Linked DNA regions of Mus musculus: all the other regions are linked to region 3. Evidence: chromatin loops called from intact Hi-C (ENCODE). Cell type or tissue: left cerebral cortex. All regions are shown on one strand.

The links. Peaks named below come from ENCODE experiments on the same cell type or tissue, not always from the same donor. Only the 100,000 strongest peaks of a DNase experiment are listed, where the experiment ranks them.
Region 1: it touches region 3 in a loop (11-fold over the local background); 3 of 42 quality-filtered maps call a loop at or near these places.
Region 2: a loop joins it to region 3, with 2.3 times the contacts of the local background. A loop is called at or near these places in 2 of 42 quality-filtered maps.

The regions. Positions count from the first base shown.
Region 1 is chr9:37,886,305-37,894,304 of GRCm38, forward strand. It overlaps a transcript of Olfr145 not described here. Among named protein-coding and RNA genes, the nearest start is that of Olfr145, 7.1 kb to the right of the region's middle. In left cerebral cortex, no CTCF peak of the experiment used is centred here; a DNase peak (open chromatin) is centred at 4,828; H3K27ac peaks cover 2,049 bases.
Region 2 is chr9:37,929,553-37,937,552 of GRCm38, forward strand. No RefSeq gene overlaps it. Among named protein-coding and RNA genes, the nearest start is that of Olfr878, 15 kb to the left of the region's middle. In left cerebral cortex, a CTCF peak has its summit at 3,166 (motif pointing left); DNase peaks (open chromatin) are centred at 2,011, 3,154, 4,030 and 4,826; H3K27ac peaks cover 4,293 bases.
Region 3 is chr9:37,826,257-37,834,256 of GRCm38, forward strand. No RefSeq gene overlaps it. Among named protein-coding and RNA genes, the nearest start is that of Gm24764, 7.5 kb to the left of the region's middle. In left cerebral cortex, no CTCF peak of the experiment used is centred here; DNase peaks (open chromatin) are centred at 3,827, 4,377, 4,725 and 7,301; H3K27ac peaks cover 2,253 bases.

The DNA.
Region 1 (8,000 bases), 60 kb after region 3:
GTTGAGTCCATTGATATTAAGAGATATTAAGGAAAAGTAATTGTTGCTTCCTGTTATTTTTGTTGTTAAAGTTGGCATTCTGTTCTTGTGGCTGTCTTCTTTTAGTTTTGTTGAGGGATTGTCTTCTTGTTTTTTCTAGGGCGTGGTTCCCGTCCTTGTATTGGTTTTTTTCTGTTATTATCCTTTGAAGGGCTGGATTTGTGGAGAGATAATGTGTGAATTTGGTTTTGTCATGGAATACTTTGGTTTCTCCATCTATGGTAATTGAGAGTTTGGCTGGGTATAGTAGCCTGGGCTGGAATTTGTGTTCTCTTAGTGTCTGTATAACATCTGTCTAGGCTCTTCTGGCTTTCATAGTCTCTGTTGAAAAATCTGGTGTAATTCTGATAGGCTTGCCTTTATATGTTACTTGACCTTTTTCCCTTACTGCTTTTAGTATTCTATCTTTATTTAGTGCATTTGTTGTTCTGATTATTATGTGTCAGGAGGAATTTCTTTTCTGGTCCAGTCTATTTGGAGTTCTGTAGGCTTCTTGTATGTTCATGGGCATCTCTTTCTTTAGATTTGGGAAGTTTTCTTCAATAATTTTGTTGAAGATGTTTGCTGGTCCTTTGAGTTGAAAATCTTCATTCTCATCCACTCCTATTGTGCGTAGGTTTGGTCTTCTCATTGTGTCCTGGATTTCCTGGATGTTTTGAGTTAGGATCTTTTTGCATTTTCCATTTTCTTTGATTGTTGTGCCGATGTTCTCTATGGAATCTTCTGCACCTGAGATTCTCTCTTCCATGTCTTGTATTCTGTTGCTGATCCTGGCATCTATGGTTCCAGATTTCTTTCCTAGGGTTTTTATCTCCAGCGTTGCCTCACTTTGGGTTTTCTTTATTGTGTCTACTTCCCTTTTTAGGTCTAGTATGGTTTTGTTCATTTCCATCACCTGTTTGGATGTGTTTTCCTGTTTTTCTATAAGGACTTCTACCTGTTTGGTTGTGTTTTCCTGTTTTTCTTTAAGGACTTGTAACTCTTTAGCAGTGTTCTCCTGTATTTCTTTAAGTGAGTTATTAAATTACTTCTTTATGTCCTCTACCATCATCATGAGATATGCTTTCAAATCCAGGTCTACCTTTTCAGGTGTGTTAGGGTGTCCTGGACTGGGCGAAGTGGGTGTTCTGGTTTCTGATGATGGTGAGTGGTCCTGGTTTCTGTTAGTAGGATTCTTACGTTTACCTTTTGCCATCTGGCAATCTCTGGAGTTAGTTGTTATAGTTGTCTTTGTTTAGAGATTGTTCCTTTGGTGATTTTGTTACCTTCTATCAGCAGACGTGGGAGACTAGCTCTCTCCTCTGAGTTTCAGTGGTCAGAGCAGTCTCTGCAGGCAAGCTCTCCTCTTTCAGGGAAGGTGCACAGTTATCTGGTGTTTGGACCTCCTCCTGGCTGAAGATGAAGGCCCAAAACAGGATCTTTCCCAGAAGCTGTGTTGCTTTGGCCATGAAGGTGGTCGGTTGTCTGGAGCCGAAGATGGCGCCGCCCCAGAAGCTCTCTGGCTCTCGCCTGTCCCAGAAACTGCTGGCCTGTGTATTCCACACCCTCACCCGTGCAGCCTGCCCTCAGCAGAGTCCCGGAGCCAAGGTGGCTCCCGGGGAGCCTGAGGCAGAAACCTCTCGGGCCGGGCCGAACCCTGTGCTCTCACCAGGAAGGTGGCCGGTTGTCTGGAGCCGAAGATGGCGCTGCCTCAGAAGCTCTCTCTATTTTTTTTTTAATTCTTTGTGAATTTCATCTATAATGTGTTTTGATCATATCAACCCCTTACTAGCCCTCTACCTCCTCCCTGATCCTTCTCCCAACGTCAGATTTTCTTTTTGTAGCCCACTGATTTCCAGTTAGTGTTGCCTGTATGTACATGGATGTAGGCTCATCCATTGGAGCATGGACAATTGACCAGGAGCCACATTACTTAAGAGGACTGATTTTCCCTGCCCCTAGCAGCCTTCAATGGCCAAAATTCTACAGCTATGGGTGGGACTTCAGGAAACCCTCCTATCTATGCTGGAATTGTGATAGGTTCCTTCTTGTTACAGTTGTGTGCCACACATTCTGGGAGTCTATAAGTGCAATAGCCCTTTTATAGCTAGAAACCATTGTTTAGCAGCAGTCTTTCCCAATTTTTGCTTCTTACAATCTCTCTCTGTTCTTTTGTAGAATGATCTCTGAGCCAGAAGAGGAGAGTTATGATACAGATGTCCCATTTCTGTACCCAATCTTTGTAGTCTAACCAGCTATGAGTTACAGTGTTAAACACCATCCACTGCACAAAGAAGTTTCTCTCATGAGGATTGAGGGCTGCAATAATCTACAAGCATAGACATATCTATTTTGAAGGCAGTTTTCCTTTAGTGTCTACAACTTCCCGGTATGGGATTTTGGCCAGGCTTATACTGCCAGGAATGAGTTTCAGCCTAAGAAGTAGGTCATAAATCTAATCAGAAAGAGGCTGATTATCTCTGTAACATTCATGTGAACATTGCTCTGGTCAGTATTGTAGCTTATAGGGTTCATAGCTGGGTAAGACAGTTGATTATTTTTATGTATCAGTAGCTTGTATAGCATCTTCTGGTACTTTAAAATTCAGCCACTCTGGAGGAAGCTTCCAGCCTGATTTCTTCATGTCCCATGTCCTATGACATAAGCATGTGGCTTTTGTTTGTTTGTTTGTTTGTTTTCATCAATACCATCTTACCACCAAGTTCTGATGGGTAAGCAGCAGCAATGCCAATAGTAACACGTTTTGCTTGGGGCTGGTCTATGGGACGTTCCCTGGCAAATACCTTGGAGGCTAGTATCCTACACATAATATTTAATTTAATATGGTCTAAGAGAGAAGCATTGTTCCTTTATATACATTAAGTCCAGTTAAACTTGTGACACACACACACACACACACACACACACACACACACACACACACACATTCACATTATTATATAAGGAAGCTTCAAAAACACTAGGTTTTCATATGAATTTTTCAAACATCCTTAATGTTTATGTTCTCTCTTCCTCCCCTCCCTCTGTCCTATCCTCCCAGACCCGTCTCCATTATCTAATTTCCCATTATCCCATTTGTCTCTCCATTCTATATGTGTTCTTTTCCCCGTTAAAATCCTCCCATTGCTTCTTTCTAGTTTTCTGACACGTATAAGTGCTCCAAATTAACCACACACATCAAAACTAGGGTTCGCACATGAGAGAGAATATGTGGTATTTGTTTTTGGGGTCTGGGTTACCTTACTCAGAATGTTTTCCTCTTTCCATCCTTTTGCCTGAAAACTGCATAGTCTTTGAGAATTTTATATATGTGCATAATATATTCTAATTACTTTCAGTTCCTACCATCTCTTTTCACTACCCCTTCACCTGACCTCTTCCCACATTCATTGTGACCACAGTGTGAGAAATGCATTATAGCCTCAGTTTCCCTCTCCTCTTATGTAATTACATATGGTTGTTAAGGTTCATACTTAGCCTAGCCCACGACTTCTGTAGTCCCCTCTAATATCTCTTAATATTTTTTCCCAAACTTTTATATTGATAGCCTTTTAAAATTTCATAGTTACATTTAAAAATTTAATATATAATATTTATAATTTTGAGATAATATTATATTTAACAGTATATATTTACTATTTATTATATATAATTAATAATTATAGTTTTATAAGTGGGTCTATGTATTTGATGGATAATGATTAAACTAGCATGCTTGACCATATATAAATAATAATTATAGTATTATAAGTTGGTCTATGTATTTGATGGATAATGATTAAACTAGCATGCTTGACCTTTTCATTTCTTCCAACATCATTATTCCTGTGTGTTGGGTCTTTGTGTGTGTTGGACTTTTTAATATATCCTTCATTCACAAATTTACTTTGAATACATGGCAGTCAGATCTAAATTCTGTTTGCTCTCTCTTTGCTGCTGCACTTATCCTAACATCTGGGATTGATGCTTTAGTCTCCTTTAACAGTTGGGTTTTCTGCTGTAGCTCTATTCTTACCCCATGGCCATTATTGTAGAAAATACTATGTATCCTCCACCTTACAAATGACATTCTAAACTAAATGGTTTGATTCCTTTGTCTCACAGAGGTGTTCCTTGTAGAACAGGGCAATAATAGAGCGTACTTAGAGTATCCACTTAGTAATATTTTTACAGAAAAAATCTGAAGTAATATATGTAAAACACTTAGAGTTCTCATCCAACACATGGTTAGCTTGTAAAATAAATGAATTTTATTATTAGATGGATTCTTGAATCCATTGGGTAATATTCCTGTCTTACAATATATATAACAATTATGCATAAATGGGTACATTGAGGAGTTGAAGACAATGAAAGGAAACAGAAACTGGGAATGCAGTAGTAACTGACATGCAGTTCCTGAGGATAATTTGCTTTCTGGAGCTAATGCAGGCTTCTTGCTATCTTTACACTATGGAAAGACTCAGAGGTTTAAGAAACCATATATGATCATCCTTGCTGGGTGGCGATGGGTGATATTCTTGAGTCAACATCCTCAGACTTCTAGTTTGAGGAAGCAGATGATTCAGAGGTGTTTTGTTGCCTTTACACACACCGTATAGATAATGACACAATAGAATGCAATAAAAATAGAAAAAGAAGTAAATAAATGAAGGTGCACTGTACAGAAATCCATGTTCAGGAAAGAAGAGAGATCTGCAAGAAAAGGGACAGTTAAGAATAGTTCTTCCTACACTGCTTTCTGCTTGGGCTTCATCTGCTCCTTAGGGAACACGACTGTAGTGAGTCCCCTGTGGAGAGGATTTGGAGACACAGTTCCTATGGCAACAGACTTCAAAGTGACATAAATCCAAAAGCACTTTACTTGCTTGTTCTATCATCCCAAGAAGAACCCTCTGCTGTACCAGGAGAAATGTCAACTTTTAATGAAGTCTGAGTGGGCTGTCTGCACCCCAAGGAATCCTTTTCCTACGGGGCTCATTTTTGGTTTGTAATAAAGGTTTATTTTCTTTAATTGTGAGTTAACAAAAATGAGGCTGAGAGAAGAATTGGGATTTATCATAATTATCAAGGCAGAGACACATTTCTAAATCTAAAGTTTACACTTGAGGTCTCTTGTTACAGAGAAGTTACTGAAATGCACTTCATTAAAACATTTTTAAAAGACTTATTTGTTTTGCCTGCATGTATGTATGTGTACCATGGACATGCCTGGTGCTGGTGGAGAGCAGAAGAGAGTATTAAATCCCTAAGACAGGAGCTACATATGCATGTGAGCTACCTTGTGAGCTGGGAATTGAACTTGGGTTCTTTGTAACAGCAACTAGTAAATTTAACCACAGAACCATCTCTCCAGTCTTGAAATGTACTTCACAGTGAGCATTAATACACATACAAACATCACCCAATACTCATACCTAACACCCAGCACTGATACAGGAGTTGCAATTAGCTTGAGAAGTGGAGTACAATCAGAGGCTAACAGTATTCTCTTGACCAAAAAAAAAAAAAAAAAAAAAAAAAAAAACCAACAACAAACAAACAAACAAACAAACAAAAAAACCCAAAAACCTAGAACAGGATGTGGAATTTGACTGACTACTAACAAGCTCAAACAGTTGCTGGGGGCCAGGCTAATGTGGGACTTTTCCCCTGATGTATGGAAAAGGAGCTTAATTCCTTGTCTAAACCAGGCACAGGTTTGGAAAGGCCAGTAATGCCTGGAGTCAGGGCTCCCAGGAGCTGAGATTTTGGGTCATGGAAGCTTGACTTCCCTTACTTTTTTGAAGGTCTAAGGTTATCAGTGTCAAGGCTTCTGAGCCCCTGGTCTATAGCACACTTGAGATACTCTGTGTTCTCTTTGTGTAACATTGCTTGATGAGCTTTCTGCCAATTTTGTCCCATTTCCTCCCTGAAAACTATATATAAAAAGCTGTACTTCTTAATAAATGTGACTGCATGAGCCATCAGCTTGTTTATGAATTTCTGATCCCAAACTTTCCCATTGTCTTTTCTTATCCTCTGGTTCTCCCTCTCGGGAACCTGTCCCTGATGAATGACCTGCTGGTCCAGGTTAAGTAAGAATGTGGTGATAGGTTTGTAAGAACCTTCCAGAGAACTGATATGGACAGAGAATGGAAGGCAGAGCACACACTTTGCCTGTGAGTGTTTGAGGAAGGAGAACTTTTGTTGAAACTAGAAATGGATACACAAAAAAGAAAACCTGAACCTGGGAGAGAAAGCTTACTTGTTTTTATGATTTGGGTTTTGTGGCATGTTTGAACATGGATTTTGAGAAATAGGACATTGATCGTGGGGTAGGAATTGAGGAGATGATAAAAACAGCGAAGGACCACGATATTATCTGAGGCTTCAGCTGTGTGAAAATACCTTAGTTTTTTTCCCTCTTTTTTGACAATTTCATATGTATATCTGACCCATTCATCAGGTCCAGTTATTCGAGGGGCTCGAGGGACCTTCTCCTAAGAACCAGATGGGGGGTAGAGAGAGACGAGAACCTTGTGCAATGAACGACACATGGAAGCAGTCTGAGTAGCATCAAGGTCTCACTGTATTAGCAAGGCTCAAGGTTTAAATGCACAAGCAAAAGGGGAAGAACATCTCAGCAGGAGGAATGGGGCAGTGGAAATGCACCTCAGCAGGAGGGATGGGGCAGCGGAAATTTTTCTTTTGGCGACTACATGGGGAAGCAGGAACTTGGAGGTATCAGGGTACATCTTGAGGTCAGGACATCCGGTGCTAACTTAGGGCTGGAACAATCTGTGGTTGTTCTTGGAGAGGTGCGTCGGTGGCCTGCTTTTGACCTCCTTTTCTTCTCGGGGGGGGGTGGGGGGGTGGGGCAATTCAGAGATCAGGACAATAGAGTTGTCTTAATAGCTCCCAACATCTATCCTGAGTTTTTCCCTCAATCCCTCTTCCCTCTTCTTCACTGAAAACTATCTTCTTCCCAGAAACCTCCATCCTAATTTGATGCCCTTGTAATAACCCACCGAGCTGTGGTTACTTGCAGGAGAGGATTATTTACTGGACAAAGCTTTAGAAATAGAGTTGTTTTAATGCTGCTCTGACCTCTTTCAGTTCTCCGTTTGCTCTAGTTCTTGACTACCTCTTTCCATCCATATAACTTTCAACATGACACATTCTCAACCATTCTATCTCTATATTGTATACATTTTATTTTTGTTTTGGTGTATTTTTAGAACATTTAGCATGTCTTATCCACAAGTCAGCCTCTTTGCTGGGCTCCTCCATTTTATTGATTTAATTTGGCCTTCATGATCACCTTACCATTATCATTCTTTTTTTTGTTTATTTTTCTTTTTCAAGACAGGGTTTCTCTGTGTAGCCTTGGCTGTCCTGGTACTCATTGTGTAGACCAGGCTGGCCTTGAACTCAGAAATCTGTCTGCCTCTGCCTGCCAAGTGCTGGGATTAAAGGCATGCACCATCACTGCCCAGCTCCATTATCATCTTTATTTTCATTTTTCAGATGGTGAGCTTGGGAATCAGACATTAATAAATATCTATATCAGTAAGACATGTTTTGCATTTATTCTAGTGGTATAAAATGAATGAACTTACTTGCCTTTCATGTGTTCATGGAGAGATCAGATATTACAATGAGCAGAATGTCACAATGACAATATTAGTCATGAGTGTAACTGCTGGATGCTTAATGATTAAGTGAATAGGACTTTCTGAGTTAGTCTCCATTACTTAGTAAGTTGATAATGATTTTAGATCCTAAGTCTTTCTGATATTTAATAGGTTATGGTCAAGATACAGTCTCTAGACTGTGAAATTTCAGGTAATTGATAAATGCAATTATTCACATTTGGTTTTATGGCATGAACCAAACAGCTCTGGCTAAGGTTATATCCTCCCAACTCAGATAAAGAACACTTTGTTGTGACCGGCTCCAATACCACTTTAAAAAACATT
Region 2 (8,000 bases), 100 kb after region 3:
CATGCAGAACAGAATTATAGACAAATATCACCTCCCTGAACAAAACAATAAAATAAAAATTAGTAAATCTCATCAATGGAAAAGAGGAGTGACATATTATACCCAAATAGTTTACTTCATGGGTGTATGAAGAGTGCAATGATACACCTAATATTTCAGCTTTATTTTCCTTCTTTCTTTTCTTTTGTATTGTTCTGTTTTAAAGGATTTCATATAGTCTGGGTTAGTCTTGGCCTCACTAAATAGCCCAGGCTGGGTTTGTTCTCTGGATCCCCTGCCTCAGCTTTCCAAGTGTGAGATTATAGGCATGAGCCTCCTCTACCTTTGGCTGAGGTTTGCTGATATTTCTTTTTGTTTTGGTACGTACACAATGTGAACCTATGTTTGGAGGACAAATGTGAATGTGGATGCTCAGAGGTTAACCTCAGGTTTTTGTTATCCACTTTGGTTTTTTGAGATTAAGGCCTTTCTCTTGCCTGGCCTTAAACTCACCAAGCAGGTCCTTGCCTTGCCTTGCCTTGCCTTGCCTTGCCTTGCCTTGCCTTGCCTTGCCTTGCCTTGCCTTGCCTTGCCTTGCCTTGCCTTGCCTTGCCTTGCCTTGCCTTGCCTTGCCTTGCCTTGCCTTGCCTTGCCTTGCCTTGCCTTGCCTTGCCTTGCCTTGCCTTGCCTTGCCTTGCCTTGCCTTGCCTTGCCTTGCCTTGCCTTGCCTTGCCTTGCCTTGCCTTGCCTTGCCTTGCCTTGCCTTGCCTTGCCTTGCCTTGCCTTGCCTTGCCTTGCCTTGCCTTGCCTTGCCTTGCCTTGCCTTGCCTTGCCTTGCCTTGCCTTGCCTTGCCTTGCCTTGCCTTCCCTTCCCTTGCCTTGCCTTCCCTTGCCTTCCCTTCCCTTGCCTTCCCTTCCCTTCCCTTCCCTTCCCTTCCCTTCCCTTCCCTTCCCTTCCCTTCCCTTCCCTTCCCTTCCCTTCCCTTCCCTTCCCTTCCCTTCCCTTCCCTTCCCTTCCCTTCCCTTCCCTTCCCTTCCCTTCCCTTCCCTTCCCCCTTTCCCTTTTTTGTGAATTCTAGGGTTTTAACTCAGGTGTTCATATTTGCATAGCAGACAATGTAATGACCTAACTGCCCCTTCCACCCTACCAAAGTCTCTCAGTGTAAATATTTATCTAATAGTCAATTTTTGTACAAAGGACTTGTAATAGCTTAGTAGATCTCAGTAGAAAATTCATAAACTCTTCTGCACAGGAAGAGCAAATTTATGATTTATTCTCATTAGATTTATTTCATAAAAGAGTGTTGATAGGAATAGCTTAAAGATTTCATTTCTTCCCTTTTTATTTAATATGTTAGAACTAGAAATCTCTATTTTTTCCCATTTGTTTTTAGTTCTAATAATCTATGATCATCAAAATACTCTATCCTTGCATACAATTTACCAAATTTTATTTTGTCATGCTATATTACTAATATAAGTAAGCTATATTTTGTGGAATGTTAACATTGTAACTGAGTTGTTTGTGTTTAGTCAGAGCTTCTTTTGTCTTTAGAATCTTCTGAGATTTGGACACATATTCTTGGCTCCTTACCTGACAGAATCAAACTACTAATATATTAGTACACTTTGCTAATACAAATGGGGAGAAAACCTTATTCCTGAAATCTGGGAAGTAGATTGCATAACTTTCTATGTGACTCCTCCACATCATTGGCTTCTTACAAGGCAGAAGTGACATGTTCAGTCTAGCTAGTGTTCATTGTTTTCTAGAATGGAACAAAGAGAGGCAGATTTAAGGAATCTGCAGTTCCCCAAACTGGGTGAACCAACCTTAAGGCCATCATTATGTGACTCCAGCTGATAGGCTTGCATCACCAACATACAGTGAATTCTCGGAAGGAAGGAAGTAGATTTGTGGGAGAACTGGTAAAGGAATGGCAACAGAGAAAAGACTGGCATGGAAATGATCCTGATTCCCATATGGTAATCTGGAGCAATGACTGCCAGTGAGCGTGAAAGAACTGCCACATAAATGATGTCCTGAATCTATTAGTGGAAGGTACCCGCCTTTGTTTTGATATCAAAGAGGACATGTGTACATATCCTTAAGAGATCTGTCCTTGTTGGTGGGCAAACAAAGCTGTCTACAAAGAAGTGTTAAGTCATTGTTTGCTTTTAGCAACAGCACCGAAAAGGCTGAGAAATGGGATGATGTTAAATTTTACACAGACACTGTATGTAGCTGAATATGTGCTTTGTGTCATAAAACTTTGTATATTGAAATAAAATAAGTACAAATATTTCCTAATGTAGTGGAGTTAAATAGGATTTGGGGGTAAGAATACACAAATAACAGAATCCATTTTATTTACACAATTTAAAGAGCCTTAAGCATGTATAAAATTTAAATTCTCATTAAATGATCTTAACATGGGTATGAAAACATATTTTACTGGAAATATTTAGGCTACCAATTGTTCTGGTAAGCATTTAAAACCAGAGAACACAGAAATTAAAACCATCTTTTATGTAATTGTGGATTAATCAAATCATTCATTCCGCATTTATCATGTTTCTAGTGTGTTATGTGACTAGGTGCTAGGATTCGGCAGGAATCAATATATCAAAAAGTACTTAAGAGTACTTAAAAGAGTGAACATTCAGTTAACAGTTATGCTGCACTCATTTTTTGGTACCTTGTTTGTATTATGATTGTCATGTCTTTTCTATTTTGTCTCTTTTTTTTTCTTTTTTGTTTTGTTTTTCCGAGACAGGGTTTCTCTGGATAGCCCTGGCTGTCCTGGAACTCACTTTGTGGACCAGGCTGGACTCGAACTCAGAAATCCGCCTGCCTCTACCTCCCAAGTGCTGGGATTAAAGGTGTGTGCCACCAGCCCCGCTTGTCTTTTTTCACTAGGCAATTTAGACAGTGCCCATTAAGGATTTGCAAATTAAATGCATTCAAACCTTTTAATTTAAATGTTGATCTAAAGAACACTTTCAAAAGTTTATGTTTTTTTAATAAGGCATTGAAATTTTATATAAGGAGTTATATAAAATCCATGGTTATACATTTCAGAGCTTGAAAAAGATTCAGAATATGAATTAGCAGCGAAATCCTCCTCCCTCCCGCTTCCTTTTCGCCTTGATCGATGTTATTGAGTCACTAGCACCACCTGGTGGCTACTTAAGTGAACCTCCTGGCGTAGTGGTTTAGTGTTTGCTGAATCTTCTCAGTTATGTCTTTATACTTTGTAGGGCTAGGCATTGTGTCCTTGTGTGTGTGTGCATGTGTGCACATGTGTGTGCATGCGCGCGCGCGCGTCTGTGTATGTACAAAACCACTTTAAATACTTTACCTGCTGTAATTAAAATGTGCACAATGTTCTTTAAAGCAAATATATCTGCTTTAAAACTATACAATGGGCTGATCTACTAACTGTACAAGGATCTACTAACATGCCAACTGGAAGATTTTGTCTTTGTAAAGTGAATTAGTTTCTGGACATCAAGAAGGGTCATGCATTCTTTATACAAATTCTCCATACTTCATATGTTTTAAGAACTCAAATGAACTTATTTATGACATTTTGAAGGCATATGGATTTTACAGTTGATTGAGTTGCCACTTGATATAGTTTGAGGAGCTTGTCTTTGTTGGGTCTGTGATGTCCTTTATCTGGGGAGAATTAGATCACCTTTCCTTCAGGTAACTGTGCCAAGACATAGCTATACAGAAATGGAATGTTTATTCACCAGAGCTGTCTTGCATCTTTCACCATGGACTTGAGTGATACTAGTCCTGAGATTTTAAAATGACAAATGATTCATTAAGTTGCATAACATCCAAAGAACTCTCACTAATTAATACAAAAATTCAACTCCTGAGAAATCACTTACAAATTTCTGAGACCCTCTAGAGATGTCTGGTAGTCCTGCCTTCTGGGCCTCTCATTTCCTCCTCTCCACACAGATTGGCTGCTTTCCAGATGCTGGCCACCTTTATCTCTTTGTTTCTTTATTACTTTTCTGTATAAGAAGCATCTAAATGAGCCCTAGAGGCATTCTGGGTCCTTCACTTGGTTCTGCTGAACAGAACTGAATCATTTAGGCACCTTCCCACATCTCCTGGAGTGATCATTCCAAATAATAAATGTGGATGCAAAACTGATCATTTTGCCATGAATTCAGGAAGACTACCAGTTCATCAGGCACCATGAACCATCTTTGGTCTTCCTAGATGTTGCTGTATAAGTATTGAGTTTACTGTCTTTGGTAAATATCACCTTTAATGAACATTTACTATGAAACTTGTAAACAAATATATAAACGATAATGAGAATCCAATAAATCACAGACTAAAAACATTCCTACATTTTGTTAAGATATACACATAATGTAATAATATAAATGGTATTAAGCTTATGTATTGGGCAAATATATTTTGGATGCTATTAATGTACCCAGCCAAACCTTACCGTACTGTGAGTTCTGTGGATAGGAGACTCTGCTTTGTTTGTTTCACATGCCAAGTTTACCACCTGCTGCTACTATGAATAACTGAATGAATAGATTATTAGTAGCATCTCTATTTGCTTAGGTAATTTAGGAAAGTCATTGTTAGAGCAGCAAATGTGGTGTGTGCTATTTTCATAAATATAAACAAGAATCTCTATGGAAAACTCAGCAAGGCTTTCTCATGCTGTTTCCTATGGTGAGGACTCAGTCTCTATACTCTTCCCCAGTTACACAGATTTAAGCTTTAAAGGTTGTGCTCAGCTGCTTCATCCATATTCATTTCTGAGCCCAGAATAACCAAGATGGTGTCAAAAGATGAAACTGCAATAAATTTAGTTTGAATATCTTACTTAGCTTTTATTCACAGTTCTGGAATCCAGCAGTTCTCAGAACTAGAGCAGGCTCAAAGAACTCTGGGGCTACCATGATTACACATATATGGACTGGAAACAGAAAGGATGGTCTGACTGGTTCAAGCTAAGGGCTTTGCCTATTCATCTGTCTGCTTATGATGAGCTGTAGCCCAGCAACTATGATGACTGAGGACTTATTTATATGTTCTGTGCTGGGGCATAAGTTCATTAAGAAGAAATGCTGTATGGATGCATTTTCAAGGCCTGAATCTAATTGAAATTTATCAATGGGCAATATGAATTGAGTGTGTACATTAATAGGCAGCAACCTGTGTGCCTAAACTCCACACTAGGTCATTATGTGTTGAATATTCTCAAACCTACCTTCTCTTGGGCCTGCTGCAGTTTCCTCTGTCTCCTTCTATGGGTACCTTGGATTCCTGATTATAATCCACTCCCTTCTGGAACTGATTGGATGCTTACCTGAAATACTGAGCTGCACTTTAACTATTATCCACAATTAACCAACATTAACATTTTGTTATATTTTGTTCCCATTCTAATTTGTAATCAACATATAATTTTCCACTGTGGACCCGATATTCCTGGTATGTATCTTGCCTGTTACATGTGAATCCTTTCTTTTGCTGTTCCTTTTAGAACATCCCCTGCTTTATTCCCACAGTTCTCAGAGATGTCACATTACATGCCTCTATCTTTGTTTAACTTACTCCCTTCTTGTATTATCTGTCTAAATATTATTTTCTTCATTGAGACTCCCAACCTCTTAAGCCAATCCATTTGCACATCAATGTGCGTGCATGTACAAAATAGCTTTGAATACTGTCTTGGACTTGAAACACTTTCAGGACAAAAACCTTATTTAAATAATTTGTCTTCATACCAAGTTATCAATGGTGCTTTGCTATGGAAGGAGAAGATTTCTAACATTGGAAATACACAGTAGAGGATAGCGGTGAGGCAGAAGACAATGAATATCACATGATACATGGTATTCCTTAATTATCCTCTACTCTAATGTTAATTTTGAAAAAAAAACATGTATTTCAGAGTACAGGAAATATAATTAGCAGTATGTTGGATTGGGGTGGACACCAAAGAGTTATATTGTTCTTACCAAACGTTCTCAGAGTGTGATTTGACTGTAGCATTAATTAGGTAATATATACACTTAATTAGTAATACAGGTGAACTGGATTTTTTTGATTTTGTTCTACCCTATAATTTTGAAAATTCATGTTTTACCTAATTATATCCCAAACTGCAACACACGAGGCTGATATTTTATGAAAAATGACTCATTATTGGGAGCGACAATAATGTCATAGCTTGCCACAATAGGAAATTTAGATGTTTCCTTTTGAAAGGTCAAGTACCTGTGGAGATTTTATGCCCTAACATAGAGGGATGCTGGAGCAGTGGGGCAGGAGAGGGTGGGTGGGTTGGGGAGCAACTTCATGGAGAGGGGGTGAATGTGGCATGGGAGTTTGTGGAGGAGCAACAGGGAAGTGGGATATCATTTGAGATGTAAACAAATGGAATGAATTAAAAAAAACAAAACAAAACAGAAAGGCTGCAAAAACCATTACTTTCAATTATTTCAATTGTGATATAACACTTTACAAGATTTTGGAAGCATTTCTTCATGACTCTGATTTTGACATGAATGTTTTTATCATAGATATACTTGTGAAAGTCAGGCCATGTTTTGGTTTATTATGTAAGAAAAGTACTGTGTCAAGGTTAATGTAACAGGACTGTCTCTGTGAGTTGGAAGAAGAAATAGAAGAGACACAGAGACTTGGAATGATGCTTTAAAATCATCCTCAGAGAAATGATTAACTGAGCAGATTTAAAACCATCAGCTGCCAAGAGTAGGACACCTTTCTGCAGCAGTGGTACCCTTCTGTTCCATATAACAGTGGCATCCATGATCCTGTTGCAGCCACAGATGGTTCCCAATGGTTCCCTACACTTGCATCATTGCAGAAGAATCACTCAGGTGGGAGCAAGCAGAGGAAAATGTGCCTGTGCTACAGTTTAGATGTGGTTTGAACGTTTCTACCACTGGCTTGTGGGTTGGAACCTTGGTCTCTGGTATGGTTATGTTCATGGTGGGGGACCATTTAAGAGGTGGAGCATAGTGGCAGACTCCCTTCCAGAGTTTGTTGTTATGTGGTGGTGCAGGCAGGAGGCTCTCACTGGAGGATGAACTGGCAGTTATTCTGCTCAACCTTAGATTTTCAGCTATAAACTGTGAGCTAAATAAACTTCTTTTACAAAAAGAAGTCTCACTTATTTGTTATAGTAAAATAGAATGGGCCACAGCAGCATGATTTCTGGCTTCTCCATCTAAAATACTATAATGTTGTATATAAATGACTTTCTTCATGTATGACCATAATATGTTCTCCACAGTGTAAAGTGAAATGGATGAAACCTTCTTATACTTGTTCCAGCTGTCTTTGGTCTGCAGGCCTGTGGCACAAGGATCACCAGAGACTTCACTACTCTTGAGTTTATTATCTCATGAATCTTGTCTTTCTCTTGCTCCCCATCCCCAAGAAATGATATATATTAGAGTTGGGGGATGGAGTTATAGATTCATAGAAGAAACATATATTAGAGATTCATTCACTGGAAACTATTGTTATGACACTTCATGCTGATATATTGAATTAATGACTTCAGAGAAGGAATGTTAAACACAAAATGATATTTTAGGTTAGTTGTTAGTTAGCTAGGTTTCACAGTTTATATATACATATACACATATATTACATATATACATATATATTACATAGTCAATACATACATTTTTACATATTAATAAAAACTCAGTGAATTTGTAAAAAAGCAAGTGAAGGAGACAGTGTACCTATTATGCTATTATTAGTTTAATGTTGGTGTGATAATGTATATGAATTCTGTTATAGATGAGCATAGTGCCACTTATAATTAACAACTCACACTACTGATTGCTCTAGGGCAGGCAACTGAGGAGCTCAGGGCCAGGGTTTGGAAAGGAGACATTTGCAATTATATTAAAAAAACTTCTAAATTTTGACCTATAGTAACACAATATAGATTTGACAAAACTAATTACTCAAAATACTAAGCTATATC
Region 3 (8,000 bases):
GTTTATTAAGCTTACACTTCCACATTACTGTTCATCACCAAAGGAAGTCAGGACTGGAACTCAAGCAGGTCAGGAATCAGGAGCTGATGCAGAAGTCATGGAGGGATGTTCTTTACTGGCTTGCCTCACCTGGCTTGCTCAGCCTGCTCTCTTATAGAACCCAAGACTACCAGCCCAGAGATGGTCCCACCCACAAGGGGCCTTTCCCCCTTGATCACTAATTGAGAAAATGCCTTACAGTTGGATCTCATGGAGGCATTTCCTCAACTGAAGCTCCTTTCTCTGTGATAACTCCAGTTGTGTCAAGTTGACACAAAACTAGCCAGTAGAAACACCAACTCCTTTCCTAGCAATTTTCCATTCCCAATAGATCCTTGGCTAGGGGTAGAGCTCTGTCTACTTCCTATCACAGTGCTGTGGCTTAGTCTGGTTTGAACATGTACAAGGGTATTCATGGTGTTATACTGCTATAAGTTCATACATGTAGCAGTCCTGCTGGGTACAGTAGACACTTGCATTCATTTATCATCTCTGGCACTTATAGTCTTTTTAATCCTCTCTTTACAATGATACTTAATTCTTAGGAGGGTGGGATATGATATTGATGTGCCATTTAGGGCTGAGCTTTCTGTAGAACCTTATTCTCTGTGCTTTGACAGTTGTAAGTCTCTGTGTTAATCACTGCTTAGTGGCAATTGAAACTTCTCTGATAAGTGTTGAGAGATTTATTATCTATTGGTATAACAATACGTCATTAGAAGTCAATTTTCTACTATGTCCGTTTAGCAGCACAGTAGTAGGTTCACTCCTAGGGCTTATGATTTGTTTAATCACATGCTCTTGAACCAACAATGGTTTAAGATATGAGTTGCATCTTTTGGAATGAGCCTTAAATCCAATCAGAAAGTGGCTGGTTACTCCTAGGATTAATACTACTACTGTATCTGTGGGCATATCTTGCCCAGCCAATCGGCTAAATCACTTTTATTAAGTTCAATGAATTATTTTGGCTACAGTAGATCCTTAACACTTTAATTAATTTTAATTAGCTCATAAATTTTTTTTTTCTTTCTTTCTTTCTTTCTTTCTTTCTTTCTTTCTTTCTTTCTTTCTTTTTTTTTTTAAACTGCTCTTTTTGACGGGAACTGCCTTAAATATATGGAATTTGTATTCTCCTTAGAAATAAATGGGAATGATTGCTTTAATTTCTCTAATGTAGTATCTCTTAAAATATTTCACATTTCAAAATGATAACTGAGGAACAAATTTTTTGTGTTTTGTTTTGCATTTCTCTTATTATGAGAATGCTTTTTAATATTCAGCAGCCCCCAAATTCTTATATGCAGTGTTTTTTTGTATCCTTTGCTCATTTTCTTCTGAGGTTTTGATCCTCTTGCTTTCATTTGCATATTAGGGAAATAAACTTTTTACCTCAGGGATAAGATACATTTATTTCCTTTCATTTTGTTATTTGGCTTTTGACTTGTCTTTTATTGTCTTAAAAATTTCTCTTGATTAAATTTATTATTTTATAATTTATGATATTTTAACCATAGTTGGAAATGCTTTATGGCTTCATAGTTTGTGAAGCAATTTACTTAGAATTCCATTCTGTTTGTATCATTTCATGGCTTAAACAGGTAGATGTCTGGTTTATTTTAGTTATGCTGATGTATGGTGTAAATGGATCCCACTTTATCTTTTTCCATATGGTTTTTCATTTACTCCATTGCCATTTACAAAAATGTTCATCTAATTCTAATTTTGAGCTCCTGCCTTTATCACATAGTAAATGTCAAGGATGTTAGGCTATTTCTGAGATTTACCTCCTGCTCCATTGGACTATCAGTCTACCAGTAAGCTAATCCCACACTGTTTTAACTATAGAAACTTCATTATGTTCTTATATCGTTAGGGTAACTTCCTACTTATTCTATTGTTTGGGGGCGGGACTTGCCAAACATTCATGTTTAACAATAACTTCTGTAATTAATTTGGGTTGACAAATTTGTTGAGAAATTAAATTGCAAAGTATAAAATGAACATATTTATTAGTATAGTTCATACAATGAAAAATCTGATAGCATAAATGCATTAAAAATCTTTTCCTAGGTTGACAAGTAAACTTGGGAGTGGGGTGTCTTAGTTAGGGTTTCATTGCAGTGAAGAGATACAATGACCAAGGCAATTCTCATAAAGGACAATATTTAATTGGGGCTGGCTTACAGGTTCAGAGGTTCAGTTTATTATCATTATGGTGGGAAGCATGGCATTGGGGGAGCTGAGAGTTCTACATCTTGTTCTGAAGGGAACCAGAAGACTAGCTTACAGGCAACTAGTAGGAGGACCTCAAAGCTTATCGCCACAGTAATACACTTCCTCCAACAAGGCCACACCTTCTAATAGTGTTATTCCCTGGCCCAAGCATACTCAGATCATCACAAGGGTGTTCTCATACTTCGGATTTTAAAGCTTCTAGTTGTGACACAGCTTTCTGGTTTTTGTTTTTTCAGGTTTCTATCAGTATCTTTGGCAATGCTTAATAATTTGCTTTATTTATTTTTTGCATACATTCTATTGGTTATATGTTTGGGTATGCTACTGTGGTAATTTTAATAAGAGTCCTCTCTTTTATTAGGTTTCCGATTATTTTATTATACGAACTATACTAATAAAATATGTCAGTTTTATAATTTGTAATATAATTTGTCACTTATAGATATTTTTATTTTTAAGTTTTTCTTTTTGATTGACATAATAACTGTGTTTATAAAACTCAGTGTGATGTTTCAATCTATGTATAATGATCAAATCAGGATAATTAGCTTAACTGTCACCTTAAATGTTATTTCTTTATAGTGAGTACATTAAAAATGTACAAATTTTGTACTTATTTACTTCCAACTTTGTTCACACTTATCTTTTCCCCCATTTTATGAATTAACATTTTATTATACCTTTAATATAGCAGCATTAAACAATAGTGAGGACTTTTAGTACTATGGCTTTATTCTGTCTTCTAATCAGGAATGGATTCCAAATTAGTTGCTACCTTTTAATCTATGATTTACATAACTTACGATTGATTCGTGTTGATCTGAAACGTCATCTAGGTCTTATATGTTAAGGTCATGGTCCCAAAGCATGGAGTTTCTGGGGGTGGTAGAATCTTTAGGATGCGGGGCCTTGTTGGAAGAAGGTTGGGTCACTAATTTGTGTTTTTGAAAGAGATATCAGGATCCTGGACCCTCTTCTTTCTTTTTTGCTTCCTGGTTGCTGTGAGGTAAATAGCTAACCTCTGGCATATGATCCCATCATTGTATACTCAGAAAGAAAAACAAACAAACAAACAAACAAACAAACAAACAAACAAAACAAAACAAAAAACAAAACAAAAAACCTCCAAAACTTCAAACCCAAACCAACTAATCAATCAACCAACCAACCAACCACAATCACAACAACAAAACATATCCCCAGTGACCATGGACTGGAACTTCTGAAACCATGTACAAAAATTAACTTTTTCTTTTCCAGCCACGAGGTGGACTTAAGCACACTGTATAACCTCAATTAGTTATTTAATGACTTGCTACTGAGTCTTTCATTATTATATCATTGCAAAAATCCCAGCTGGCTGTAAGAAACAAAGAAAGATCTCAGGCACCTTTTTCTTCACTTTCTCCAACTGGTATGGTTTAGCAACACTTCAGTACAATATAACAACCAAAATATTGCTGTTGGTACAGCCAAGATACATAACAATTCATTGCCACAAGGATCTCTTGTTTCCATTGCCTTTTTATATCACACCTTCCTCCTCCAAGAAGGAACATGCTATTCATGCACATTGCAACTTGGGTGAATTTCAATAGAATTATGCTGTGTGAAAAAGAAGCCAATCTCAAACATTAAATTCTGTCTGATTCCATTATATAATACAGTTGAGATGAGGAAAGGGTAGAAGTGGGGAGCATGTTAGTAGTTGCCTGAACAGAAATTATACTGGTTCTGTCCACTCCAATTTTAAACACTACTTTCCTTCTAATTTTTATGGGAAATATATGTAGCATTATTTAAGAAGGCAAATCTATATAAACAGTTTCATCTTTTAGTTAATACCATGTTTTGGAGGAAAACATTTTTAGCAGATGAGTATAATTTAATATTTATGTGTACTTAAAATGCAAAAATTATGGAAATATAGAATAATTACTGAATAGAAGTATGAATCATTCATATAGTGAACTTATGCATTAGCCAAAATAATGGAGAATATGAACTGAATCTTGCCTCCCAAACTGAGGTATCTTTAGAAAAATGTCACTGTGGTTACGTGTGATTCTTCCCTGCTGTCTCTATGCAGAATATCATTGCTTGCATAGAGCCAATGGTAAAATGACATTTACTCTGTTCTCTCTCCTTTATGTACTAGTTTTTAGTCCTTTTTTGGTGTGGAGGGTAAGTTTTCATTGTTATTTAATAACATAGAATCTGAAAGTTTTAAAGGTTGTAGGCATTTCACTGAAAAAGCCACTACTACAGATATATTGTTCTGCAGAGAGAATAGATACTTTCACTGAGTGATTGCCAGGGCTTAGAATGTACTACTAAATGTCTCTGCAGGGATTCCAGTTTTGACTCAACCGTGTTCCCTTGGCTGAGTCTAAGGAGGTTTATGCTTCTATCTTGGGATGTGCCATATTTTTTGAAATAAAATTCCATACAGAAGTAAAAGTGTGCTATTACAGAGGTGTTTAGGTGAGCATGTGAAGCAGATGTCTCTGGGTTTCTTTTTAGAGCTTTGATCTATACAAATATAAAGGAAGCCCTCCTTTACTTATCACTCCATGGTCCAGGCATCACAGATAGATGGTGCTCTCTTTCTTCAGCTGTAGACAAATTTCTAGGCACAGTCCTATCTTGAGATCATAGTCCCCATCAAACCCTGCTTTCCCAATATCTGTTTCATTAAAGCTGGTGGATTTTATAATCCTGTGCTTATAACTGAACAACTTTATTTCAGATAAACTATCATTTTCACTGCTTTTCTTCCTCTCCCTTGAGACAAAACCCACACCTGATTTTTAAATTTAAATTAGGTAAATTTATACACCCCATTTCACCTCTGGGGATCAAGGACTACATCAGGGCTTTTCAAATTTCAGTGTGCATAAAAGCCCTGCCCTTCAAAGCTTATGCTATGTACAAATATCTTTTATAAAATTTAATTTATAGATTCAGCACATTAAAAATTGATAACAATGACCATAATATAGAAGAGTCAAAATGATATGCAATTGTTTCCTGGAATCCATGGAAATGAGTTCCACAACCTACCATGGATATGAGAATCCAGCTCTGCTTGGAGCTTTGGAGTTAAGTCTCTTGTTTAAAATGATGCAGTATTTGGATATAATATATGCAAATCTATATACAAAATTTCCTGTATAATTTAAGCCATTTCTAGATTATGTATGAAACACATATAATAAAAATGTTATCTTATTTAGGAAAAGTGTATACATGTTCAGGAGTCTTTTAAAAACATTTTTTATTTCATGGATGATTGACTTTGCACATACACAATCCACAGATGTATCAGGAGATTGAACAATAAGAGTTATTTTAAATCTACCAGTTGGTTAATCAACATTTCACAGTTGATATTTTTGAACCATTGTTGACCATGGATAACTGAACCCATGAATAAATGTGAACCTGTAATGAAATACCTGGCAGAATATCTAAAATGAACATTAGGAATCCCTTCTCTAGAGTTTTGAGTTTGGTAGGATTTGAGTGGTACTTATTTTTTTTAATTAGGTATTTTCCTCGTTTACATTTCCAATGCTATCCCAAAAGTCCCCCATACCCACCCCCCCAATCCCCTACCCACCCACCCACAATAGCTGTAAAGTAAGACATGTGATGCTCAGAGAAGATGGAAAGTCCCAGTTCATGTTGCACAGAGATGCTTTCACATATATGTTTATGTGTATACTGTTGACAATAACCACATTTGATGAGCTGGACCCTCTGTTGGATGAGATGTCTAGAAAAGAAACAATCCATGTGTTGCTTATAGTTTTATGCTGCTGTCTTTGCACCAGGAAGTGGACCTTGCTACCAGCCCCCATCTGGCATCCCTTGAATCCTTGAACAAAAGACACATACACACACACACACACACACACAGTTTGTTCCTTTTCAACTTGCCTTAGGACACAGTTGCTAGACACTACTATCTCCCGCCTGAAAAAACATTAATAATATTTTTATCTCTGCTCCCCCCATATACTCTAAACTCCAGTGGCTAGTTCCACATAACTCCTGCCAAACATCCTTGACCACCTGCCTGGCCATAGGCCCCAGCCCTTCCCGAGACCTCACATGGGTGCTGGCTTCTTCTCCCTCCAAAGCATAGCCAAAACTCCTCCTCTCCTTCCTTGAATCTGCCTTTTCCTCCTGGGATGCAGAAGTCCCACCTGTATTTTCCACCCAGTAATCAGTTCTTGGCTTTCTTTACTAACAGATCAAGAACTAATTGGGGAATAGGATCTTAACATCAGAACTGTCCCCTATATCCATTTGGTCTGGTTAGGCAGAAATAATAGGAACTATGAGTATGTGTAAGATGCAAAAATCACAAAGGATCTCAGGGCAAGTAAAGGAAATATAATTACCATGTGTATGCTAACATGATCAAGAAAAAAGAAAAAAAACAAGAAAGGCACCCTCATGTGTGTAGAGCCAGCATGCAGCACCTGCATGAGAAACAAAAACCACTCAACTTAATCACAAAAATAATACTGCAACAAAATTGGATAACAGAAGCAAAATGAGAAAGAGGTGGGTCACATGCATGTGATATGTGACAGACAAGAAGGCCAGAAGCAGGTAGGAGATATTCAAGACCCTAAGGAGATTCCAATATGTTGAAAAATACCAAGTCTGGTCAGAAATGGAAGTAGGCCAGCATAGGTGGGATACAGTTAGTGATTCCAGCTCAAAGTGTCTGGATAGAGCAAAGGCAGAGGAAGCCAGATTCCACCAAGAGCAAACAACTCTGTAGCCTTTCTTTTTCACAGGCAAGTGATTGATTCATAATTAAAAAAATGAAACTCTCCCCCAACAAATGAAGCATCAGAATATAGTTACATATGCTGTTATGAATGTTGCTCATGACCATGTATAAAAAGCCAAAATACAAGAGGAAGTGAGAAAAGCTCATTGCACAAATGATAAATGACTAATTCAGATGTAATGTTTCTGGGCTTAATGCCAGGTGAGAAGTGTACCAATCACTATGTAGTGCCACAACCGCCCACAACCAGATACTGTTCTCCTTTTGATGCACTCCAGTTTGGAGTAGCCTTTCACAAATGCCCAAAGGCCAGTACCTGGTGCTACTCTCCAGAGAGTTCTACTGGTCAGAAATGTACAGAGAGCCTAGAAATTTTTATATCCTGAAGTATTGTCCAAGGCTGTGATTGACATAGGCAAGCCATAAATACTCCAGATGCCTGAAACATGCTCAGGACAATTCTGGGACATGCCATACTGTCTTCAAAGACTCCATGCAGTTGGGAACTACAGTTAATTACTGTTCTGAGAGTTTGTTTCATATAGTGACTTGCTTATTATTTGTGATGGTTTATATATGTTTGGCCCGGGGAGTGGCACTATTAGAAGGTGCAGCCATGGTGAAATAGGTGTGTCACTGTGGGTGTGAGCTTTAAGACCCTCATCCCAGCTGCATAGAAGCACTATTAGTTAGGGATTTACTGCTGTGAAAAGACACCATGACCAAGGCAACTCTTATAAACAGATCTTCCTTCTTCTACATCCTTTTATATGGGATGCCATTAGAAGATATAGACTAGATTTACGGTGAGTCTCCACACCTCAAATAATCCAATTAATAAAAGCCCCCAATCAGTGTCCAGCAGATAGGTTTTCATTAATTCCAGATGTAGTCAAGTTGACAACCAGGACTA